2 separate regions of the Homo sapiens genome follow, and region 1 is linked to region 2. The links are chromatin loops, found by intact Hi-C in ENCODE. Cell type or tissue: endothelial cell of umbilical vein. All regions are shown on one strand.

Region 1 (5,000 bases), 110 kb after region 2:
GCAACTTCTGCTTGCTGAGTTCAAATGATTCTCCTGCCTCAGCCTCCCGAGTAGCTGGGATTACAGGTGCCCGCCACCGCACCTGGCTAATTTTTGTATTTTTAGTAGAGACAGGGTTTCACCTTGCTGGCCAGGCTAGTCTCCGACTCCTGACCTCAAGCAATCCACCCAGCTTGACTTCCCAAACTGTTGGGATTATAGGTGTGAGCCACCATGCCCAGCAGTAGGTGACTTTCAGTGTCCCTGTTGGGGCTAAAACTTGGTAACGCTCTGCAGGCAAATGTGCAGATATTCATTCCCTCCCTTTCTCTCTCAAGAGCCTCAGAATAAGAGGACCAGAGGCAAATCAGAAGAAGCCATCTACTTCCCCTCCCTGGCTGCCACTGCGCTCAGGATAGAATATAGCTCCCAGCCTGGCCCAGCCCCTGCCACCCTCCTGCCTCCTCTTCCACCCCTCCCCTCACTCTGCCCTATCCATTCCCAATTCCTTATGTTCCTCCCAAATTCAGGGGCTTCCCATATCCTGCTCCCTCTGTCTGGAATGCCCTTCCCTTATCCTGCTGGTCCCCTCTTGAAATGTCACTCCCTCAGCGCTGCTGCTCCCAGACCCTTCTCCTTCCCAGCCAGCTTACGCTAGCTGCTTCTGCCTTCAGCACTCACACTCATCCTCTCTCTCTGGCACGAAGTTTGTGACAGTAAATTTACCTGTGTGGTTAGTGTAATGCCGGTCTCTTTCACTAGACTGTAGACACCATGAGGGCAGGCATCATGGCTGGCTTGCTTATAGCCATACTTTTAGCTCCTAAAACCGTGTCTCAGACACAGTAGATGCTCAATCAATATTGGCTGAATACATGAATAAGGTTGTGTTTCCAGGTGACCCAAGCCTGGAGGGGAAGGGCAGGGACAACTTTCCCTTGCCGCTCCTTTTTCTTTTCTTTTTTTGAGACGGAGTTTCGCTTTTGTTGCCCAGGCTGGAATGCAATGGCATGATCTCGGCTCACTGCAACCTCCACCTCCTGGGTTCAAGCTATTCTCCTGCCTCCAAGCTATTCTCCTGCCTCAGCCTCCCGAGGAGCTGGGATTACACAGGCATGCGCCACCACACCTGGCCAAGTTTTTGTATTTTTAGTAGAGATGGGGTTTCACCATGTTGGTCAGGCTGGTCTGGAACTCCCGACCTTAAGTGATCCTCCCAAAGTGCTGGGATTACAGGCGTGAGCCACTGTGCCCAGCTTCCTTTTTCTTTTTCTTTCTTTTTTTTTTTTTTTTTTCGAGGTGGAGTCTCATCTGTTGCTCAGGCTGGAGTGCAGTGGTGAGATCTCGGCTCACTGCAACCTCCGCCTCCTGGGTTCAAGTGATTCTCCTGCCTCAGCCTCCCAAGTAGCTGGGACTACAGGCATGCACCACCATGCCCAGCTAACCATGCCCTGGCTGGTTTGAGACCAGCCAGGATGGTCTCAAACTCATGACCTCAAGTTATTGCCCGCCTCAGCCTCTCAAAGTGCTGGGATTAGAGGCATGAGCCACTGCACCCGGCCTCACTACTTGTTCTTCCATTCAAGCAGCCAATATTGATTGCTCTTTGCTGGGTGCCAGACTCCATGCCTGGGGTTGGGGACAGGGCAGCAAACAAGATACCTGGTCCCACCTTCACACAGCTGCAAGGTTGAGGGAAGGGTCAGACAGGAGCATTTGCAGACTGGGGAAGCCTGAGTCTCAAGCCTGCCTGCAGTTCCAACAGGATGGATTCCTGGTGCTGGAAGGATTCTTGTCTGCGGAAGAGTGTGTGGCCATGCAACAAAGGATTGGCGAGATAGTGGCTGAAATGGATGTTCCTCTCCACTGCCGCACAGAATTCTCCACCCAGGAAGAGGAGCAGCTTCGAGCCCAGGTAGGTGTCTGGGGCACATGAGGATGGGATGTGGCTTTTGAGGGAGGGCTTGGTCCCCGGCCAGAGCAGCATCGTGGAAGGGAGGATCCCAAGGCTCCAGGGTGTCAGGCCAAGCCCCTTACACACCTTTCCCTCGCTCCTCACTGGGAAGTTATCAAGTAGGCTTTATTGTCCTTTTTTTTTTTCTTTTTTCTTTTAAAACAGAATCTCACTCTGTTGCTCAGTCTGGAATTCAGTGGCGCGATCTCAGCTCACTGCAACCTCCGCCTCCCGGGTTCAAGTGATTCTCCTGCCTCAGCCTCCTGAGTAGCTGCACTTACAGGCATGCGCCACCAGGCCCGGCTAATTTTTGTATTTTTAGTAGAGACAGGGTTTCATCATGTTGGTCAGGCTGGTCTTGAACTCCTGATCTCCAGGTGATCCACCAGCCTCAGTCTCCCAAAGTGCTGAAATTACAGGCTATTATTATCCCCCCATTAGACAGTTGGGGAAAATTAGGTTCAGATCACTTGCCCCAAGCCACACAGTTAGTAGTGGACAGAGTCAGGATTTCAACCCAGATCTGTCTGATACCAAGTCCCTGCTGTTCCCAGCTTGGCTTTACTTTCTGTTTTCCGGCTGTTCTCTGGTCACCGAAGGCCACTTTGTGGCCAGCCACCTGGAATGAGCACAGTGGTCTGGATGACCCCCACCTGTGTAACTATCCCCCATGAGACTAGGAACTCAGATTTTCTCCCCCCAGTGACCGAATAGGTCACATGATAGGACCCAGTACAGTTTGCAATGGGTAAATTGAAGACTCTGGGGTCTCCCACACCGTTCTCTTGACCCTTCCTAGTCAGAGTTTATTATGAGCCTGCTTGCGCCTGGGCCAGGTGAGATCCTGGCACTCACGCCGAGGAGCACCTGCCATCTGGTGGGCATTAGCAGAAATACAACAGCCGGAAGCCATCCCAGGGAATGGGAAGAATGGGGTCTTGAGAAGGAAAAAGAACCAGTTAAGGAATGACAGTTTCTTCCAAAAAGCTGGTCTCATTTGCTGCACAGCTGCCTTCCATTCGGGGGGATACTGGGGGAAGCAGAGACAGCTCCTGCAGCCAGAGACAGGCAGGCCACTCAAGGGTTCCTAGGAGTAAGAAGGGCCGAATCCTGTGCCCTCCAAGCTGCCTTCAGAGACTAATGGGTTGTGGGGTGGGAAGAAAGTGAGAATAAAGCTGATATATTGGCCGGGCGCAGTGACTCACGCCTGTAATCCCAGCACTTTGGGAGGCCGAGGTGGGTGGATCATCTGAGGTCAGGAGTTTGAGACTAGCCTGGCCAACATGGTGAAACCCTGTTTCTACTAAAAATACAAAAATTAGCTGGGCCAGGTGATGCATACCTGTAATCCCAGCTACTTGGGAGGCTGAGACAGGAGAATCGCTTGAACCCAGGAAGTGGAGGTTGCAGTGGGCCAAGATCATGCCACTGCACTCCAGCCTGGGCAACAGAGCAAGAATCCTGTCTCAAAAAAAAACAAAAACAAAAACAAAAAACTGATATATCTTGGTTTATAATGCATGCAAAGAAAAGAGCTTGGCATGGTGCCCAGCACTCAGTAACATCCTCAATATTCACTCTTGATACTGTGAGAAAAAAAAAGATCAGTGGGCGTCCTGTTTCATTTTCTTGGGTTACCTCCAGCTTTCCTTGTTTGAGTTATTTTACAACACTGTAAGTTGGATAAAACTGATAATAATGCACATGATACTTGTCCAAGTAGGGGGTCAGTACCACTCTGTTCCAATCACGTTACCATGAACTGGGTCCTGGGGAATGCAATTATTGCCCTGTGGATAGAACAGTTGGGCAGCTGGGTGTGGTGGCTCATGCCTGTAATCCCAGCAGTTTGGGAGGCCAAGCAGGGAGGATCGCTTGAGCCCAGGAATTCGCAAACAGCCTGGTCAACAAAGTGAGACCTGTCTCTACAAAAAAATTTTTTTAAATTAGCTGGGCATGGTGGTATATGCCTGTGGTCCCAGCTACATGGGAGGCTGAGGCAGAAGGATCACTTGGGGCCAGGAGGTTGAGGCTGCAGTGAGCTATAATCATGCCACTGCACTCCAGTCTGGGTGGGTGATAAAGAAAGACCCTGTCTCAAAAAAACAAAACAAAACAAAAAACAGTTTGCATCTATCTCTAAATTCATTTCAAGGGCCAGGAGTGGTGGCTTATACCTGTAATCCCAGCACTTTGGGAGGCTGAAACAGGCAGATCGCTGGAGGTCAAGGGTTCAAGACTAGCCTAGGGAACATGGTGAAACCCGGTCTCTACCAAAAATACAAAAATTAGCTGGGCATGGTGGCAGGCGCCGGCGGTCCCAGCTACTTGGGTGGCTGAGGCAGGAGAATCGCCTGAACCCTGAAGGGAGAGTTTGCAGTGAGCTGAGATTGTGCCACTGCACTCCAGCCTGGGTGACAGAGCGAGATTCTATCTCAAAAAAAAAAAAATTCATTTCAGTTTCCTTAGTATCTACATACGTGTGTGTGTAATTCTTGGAATTCTCCTTTGAACCAGTTGTAACATCTTACTGGTTCCCTCATGAAATAACGAATTCAGTAAAATATTTGACATATGCTTAGCATCATTACCTTTAATATTTTTACCATCCAGGCATGGTGGCTCAAGCCTATAATCCTAGCACTTTGCAAGGCCAAGGCAGTGGACAAATCACTTGAGCTCAGGAGTTTGAGACCAGCCTGGGCAACATGGTGAAACCCTGTCTCTACAAAAAATACAAAAAAAAAAAAAATTAGTCGTGGCCGGGCATGGTGGCTCATACCCGTAATCCCAGCACTTTGGGAGGCCAAGGCAGGCAGATCATTTGAGCCCAGGAGTTCAACACCAGCCTGAGCAACATGGCAAAACCCCATCTCTACCAAAAATCCAAGAAAATTAGTTGAGAGTGGTGATGCACGTGTGTAATCCTGGCTACTTGGGAGGCTGAGACAGGAGGATAGCTTGAACCCAGGAGATGGAGGTTGCAGTGAGCCAAGATTGCGCCACTGGACTCCAGCCTGGGGGACAGAGTGAAACCCTGTCTCAAAAAAAAAAAAAAAATTAGGCA
Region 2 (5,000 bases):
GGAGGATTTTTTTTTTTTTAATTTGAGACGGGGGTCTTACTATGTTGCCCAGGCTGGTCTTGAACTCCTTGGTTCAAGCAATCCTCCCACCTTGGCCTCCAAAAGGGCTATGATTACAGGCCTAAGCCACCATACCCGGCCCAGGAATGTTTTTTTTTTAGAACTATAGCATGGTATGGCCAGGTGCGATGGCTCACACCTGTAATCCCAGCACTTTGGGAGACTGAGGTGGGTGGATCATCTGAGGTCGGGAGTTCGAGACCAGCCTGACCAGCATGGAGAAACCCTGTCTCTACTAAAAATACAAAAAATTAGCTGGGGATGGTGACACATGCCTGTAATCCCAGCTACTCGGGAGGCTGAGGCAGGAGAATCACTTGAACCTGGGAGGCAGAGGTTGTGGTGAGCCGAGATCACGCCATTGCACCCCAGCCTGGGCAACAAGAGCAAAACTCTGTCTCCAAAAAAAAAAAACACAAACTACAGCATGGTCACTATAGTTAATGTATATTTCAAAATTGCTGAAAGTAGCTGGGTATGGTGATACACCATAGCCTGTAGTCCCATTTACTCAGGAGGCTGAGGCCCACAGATCACTTGATCCCAGGAGGTCAAGAACAGCCTGGGCAACAAAGCAAGACCCTGTCCCATATTTTTTTTTGAAGCAGAGTCTCACTCTGTTGCCCAGGCTGGAGTGCAGTGGCATGATCTCGGCTCACTGCAACCTCCGCCCTCCAGGTTCAAGCAATCCTCTTGCCTCAGTCCCCCAGTAGGTGGGATTACAGGCACGGTCCACTATGCCCAGCTAATTTTTGTATTTTTAGTAGAGACAGGGTTTCGCCATGTTGGCCAGGCTGGTCTCAAACTACTGACCTCAGGAGGGCTTAGTGGCTCATGCCTGTAACTTTGGGAGGCCAAGGCAGGAGGATCACTGGAGGCCAGGAGTTCAAGACCAGCCTGGACAACATAGCGAGGCCCCATCTCTATAAAAAATTTAAAAGTTAGCCAGGCATCATGATATGTGTCTGTGGTCCTAGCTACTCGGGAGGGTGAGGCAGGAGGATGGCTTGAGCCCAGGAGGTCAAGGCTGCAGTGAACTGTGATCTTGCCACTGCACTCCGTGTGGGTGACAGCACAAGACCTTATTTTCCTTAAAGGAAAAAAAAATGCTAAGAGTGGCTGGGTTGGGTGGCCCATGTCTATAACCCCAGCACTTTGGGAGGCCAAGGTGGGTGGATCACAAGGTCAGGAGTTAGTTCGAGACCAGCCTGGCCAACATGGTGAAACCCATTCTTTACTAAAAGTACAAAAATTAGCTGGGCGTGGTGGCGCGCGCCTGTAGTCCCAGCTACTCAGGAGGCCGAGGCACGAGAATCGCTTGAACCAAGGAGGCGGAGGTTGCAGTGAGCCTGGGCGACAGAGCGAGACTCCGTCTCAAAAAAAAAAAAAAATTAGCTGGGCCTGGTGGTGCGCGCCTGTAATCCCAGCTACTTCAGAGGCTGAGGCAGGAGAATCACTTGAACCTGGGAGGCAGAGGTTCCACTGCGCGGAGATCACGCCATTGCACTCCAGCCTGGGCAATAGAGTGAGACTCCGTCTCAAAAAATAAAAGTCCTTAACCAGTCCATATTTCTGAATATTTTGCTTATTCCTGCCGGCAGTGTAATACTCTGGTGAATATTTGCGTTCGAGATCCTTGCATTCCCGAGATTTCCCCAGCTCAGCCCTCTGCGTGGGTTGAACGGTATGAACCTTTTTAAGGCTTCGCTTGTACTGTACTGTCAAGCTGTTTTTTGGAATATTCGCCCCAGGTTTCTGTTCCAGCCAGCAGCCAGCATCAGCCGTCTGCATCCTTGTCCTCAAACTGCTGTTAATTAAAATCTTTGCCAATCTGGGCCGGGCGCGGTGGCTCACGCCTGTAATGCCAACACTTTGGGAGGCCGAGGCCGGCGGATCGCCTGAGGTCGGGAGTTTGAGACCAGCCTGACCAACATGGAGAAACCCTGTCTCTACTAAAGATACAAAATTAGCCGGGCGTGGTGGCGCATGCCTGTAATCCCAGCTACTTGGGAGGCTGAAGCAGGAGAATCGCTTGAACCTGTGAGGCGGAGGTTGCAGTGAGCCGAGATCACGCCATTGCACTCGAGTCTGGGCGACCAGAGCGAAACTCCGTCTCAAAAAAAAAAAAAAAAAAAAAGAAACCTTTGCCAATCTGGTAGAATTGCGGGGCTTATTTTATGGTGTCATGGAGGATAGCCTAGGGCCAGATATACCTGGGGCCCTGTGCCTGCTCTGCGAACTAGGAGCTCACTCTCCGAGCGGTGTAGAGGGTGAGACTAAGCAGTGACAGTAAAAGCTTTCGACAGTGCTTGACCCTTCCGCGGAGCGTATTAAGCAGGAGCTCCCTGCGCAGGCGCAGAGGAGAGAGTGTCTCCCACCCCACGACCAGCAGGGGGCCTGCGAGGCGGGTGCGGAGCCAGGCCTGATGGTGGCCAATCGCGAGCTGAGGCGACGATGCCACGCCCCTCATACCGGCGTCTTAAATGCGCAAAGAAAGGACGCCGGGGACACCCGGTTGGGCTCTGCTGCTCCCTTCTGGGTTCCGAGGCCCAAGCCCTTGGCAGTGTTTGTGAGTGGAAGGGAGGTCACGCTATCGTCCGCGGCCCCAGCAGCCCTGTGCCCTCGTTGGATCCCGCGACGCGGCTCCTTTAAGAGCCTCGCGGGTCGCCCGCCGCTAGGTCGCTCCCCGGCCATGCGGGCGCTGCGGGCCGGCCTGACCCTGGCGTCGGGCGCGGGGCTGGGTGCGGTCGTCGAGGGCTGGCGGCGGCGGCGGGAGGACGCGCGGGCGGCGCCGGGACTGCTGGGCCGGCTGCCCGTGCTGCCCGTGGCGGCGGCAGCCGAGTTGCCCCCTGTGCCCGGGGGACCCCGCGGCCCGGGCGAGCTGGCCAAGTACGGGCTGCCGGGGCTGGCGCAGCTCAAGAGCCGCGAGTCGTACGTGCTGTGCTACGACCCGCGCACCCGCGGCGCGCTCTGGGTGGTGGAGCAGCTGCGACCCGAGCGTCTCCGCGGCGACGGCGACCGGCGCGAGTGCGACTTCCGCGAGGACGACTCGGTGCACGCGTACCACCGTGCCACCAACGCCGACTACCGCGGCAGTGGCTTCGACCGCGGTCACCTGGCCGCCGCCGCCAACCACCGCTGGAGCCAGAAGGCCATGGACGACACGTTCTACCTGAGCAACGTCGCGCCCCAGGTAGCGCCCGCGCCCCGGGCCGGTCGCGGAATGCGGGGCCGGCGCCTGGCCTCGCGGGGCCTCGGTTTGTTCTTCTGCAGAACGGGGCAGCTGCCCAACGCGCCCCCGGTCAGGCATCGCAGTGACATCCCGTGGCGGGAGGGAGGAGCACTGGGCTCCAGGCACAGGGTCTGCAGGCCGACCAGGGCTTGAGCTTCAACTGCGAACCCTGGGCACCTCCCTGAGCGTCGCTTTCCTCGTCAAAAAAATGGGGATAATACCGTTATTCACCTTCCTCCTGCGGTAGTGATGAGGCGCTGAGGCTCACAGAGGCAAAGTGACGGGCACAGTGTCACACAGCAGAAGAAGGCTGTCTGTTGTAGAACCGCAGCGCCCAACCTATTGGGCACCAGGGTGCGGTTTCGTGGAAGACAGTTTTTCCACGGCTTGGTGGGTGAGGGCGGGTTTCAGGATAATTCAAGTGCGTTACATTTATGTACATTTTATTTCTATTATTATTACATTGTAACATATAGTGAAATATACAACTCACAGTAATGTAGGATCCGTGGGAGCCCTGAGCTTGTTTTCCTGCAACTAGACAGTCCTATCTGGAGGTGATGGGCAACAACGACAGATCAGGCATTAGGTTTTCAAAAGAAGCGCGCAACCTCCTCACATGCGCAGTTCACCATAGGGTTCCAGCTCCTATGACAATCTCCAGCCGCCACTGATCTGACAGGAGGCGGAGCTCAGGCTGCTGTGGGATCAATGGGGGGGTGGCTGTAAATACAGATGAAGCTTCCCTTGCTCGCCTGCTGCTCACCTCCTGCTGTGTGGCCCGGTTCTGGTACCGGTCTGTAGCCCAGGGGTTGGGGACCCCTAGTCTATAAAACCGTGAGCCTCCAGACATTGTCCTACCCTGCCTGCCTTCAGGCAGTTTCGAGGCAGACACCTGGCCCACGATCAGGTTGTTAGTGCCAGGCACTGTGCACTGGGCCAACCACCCTCTCAGCCTGTTCCCAGCAGGTCCTGGCACCAATGGATGGAGACTGCCATGGGGCTCTGGGTGGAGCCCATGGGGCACCAACCTCTGACCCAGCTTCCTTCTGGGAAGACAGCCCCCTATCCACTTTCCATTGTCCCAGGCCTGGAGAGCTCAGGATGGAGGTCGATTCATGGCATTCCCCGCTAGGCTCTTCCTGTGGCTCAGACTGGGAAAAGGAACGGGTTGGTAGTTGGAAGGGCTGGTCTTCCCAGGAGACCCTGGGTGGGGCTGGGGACAGGCCTCAGTCCTCTCTGAAAGGTGGAGACAGGCTCTTCCTTCATTCGACTCTTGGGAGCTGAGAAAAGACTTTGACACCTGGGCTGTGGGAGGGACAGAGGGTGGTGGCTAGCACTCTATCAGCCCTGGGTTTCAGGGAGTGACTTTCATTCCTTGAGCCTCAGTTTCCCCCCGCTTGTCTCACTGGATATCTCTGAGCCTGTCCATCCCCTCAGGACCTGGGGCGGCCCTCTGATAGAGGAGGAAGGGTCCCAGCCACAGTCCTGCTAAGCCCTATCTCTCCTACCAGGTGCCCCACCTCAACCAGAATGCCTGGAACAACCTGGAGAAATATAGCCGCAGCTTGACCCGCAGCTACCAAAACGTCTATGTCTGCACAGGGCCACTCTTCCTGCCCAGGTAAGGTGGAAACCAGGGGGGCGGCAGAACCTCCCACTCACCTGAGGCCCCTACTGCCACTCACAGGGCCAGGCTTGCCCCAGG

Evidence for each region. Peaks named below come from ENCODE experiments on the same cell type or tissue, not always from the same donor. Only the 100,000 strongest peaks of a DNase experiment are listed, where the experiment ranks them.
Region 1: it touches region 2 in a loop (13-fold over the local background); 2 of 110 quality-filtered maps call a loop at or near these places.

What each region holds. Positions count from the first base shown.
Region 1 is chr9:128,925,303-128,930,302 of GRCh38, forward strand. PHYHD1 (phytanoyl-CoA dioxygenase domain containing 1) reads left to right here. Exons shown (of 13, transcript NM_001100876.2): 4 at 1,736-1,894. Among named protein-coding and RNA genes, the nearest start is that of PHYHD1, 6.8 kb to the left of the region's middle. In endothelial cell of umbilical vein, a CTCF peak has its summit at 2,815 (motif pointing left); a DNase peak (open chromatin) is centred at 2,799.
Region 2 is chr9:128,815,933-128,820,932 of GRCh38, forward strand. It overlaps ENDOG (endonuclease G), which reads left to right and starts at 2,568. Exons shown (of 3, transcript NM_004435.2): 1 at 2,568-3,253; 2 at 4,807-4,916. The coding sequence starts at 2,753. KYAT1-SPOUT1 (KYAT1-SPOUT1 readthrough) reads right to left here. Exons shown (of 25, transcript NR_182311.1): 25 at 3,719-5,000. SPOUT1 (SPOUT domain containing methyltransferase 1) reads right to left here. Exons shown (of 12, transcript NM_016390.4): 12 at 3,719-5,000. RefSeq lists a silencer at 2,802-2,861 and enhancers at 2,966-3,531, 3,482-3,571. In endothelial cell of umbilical vein, a CTCF peak has its summit at 2,464 (motif pointing right); a DNase peak (open chromatin) is centred at 2,459; H3K4me3 peaks cover 1,340 bases.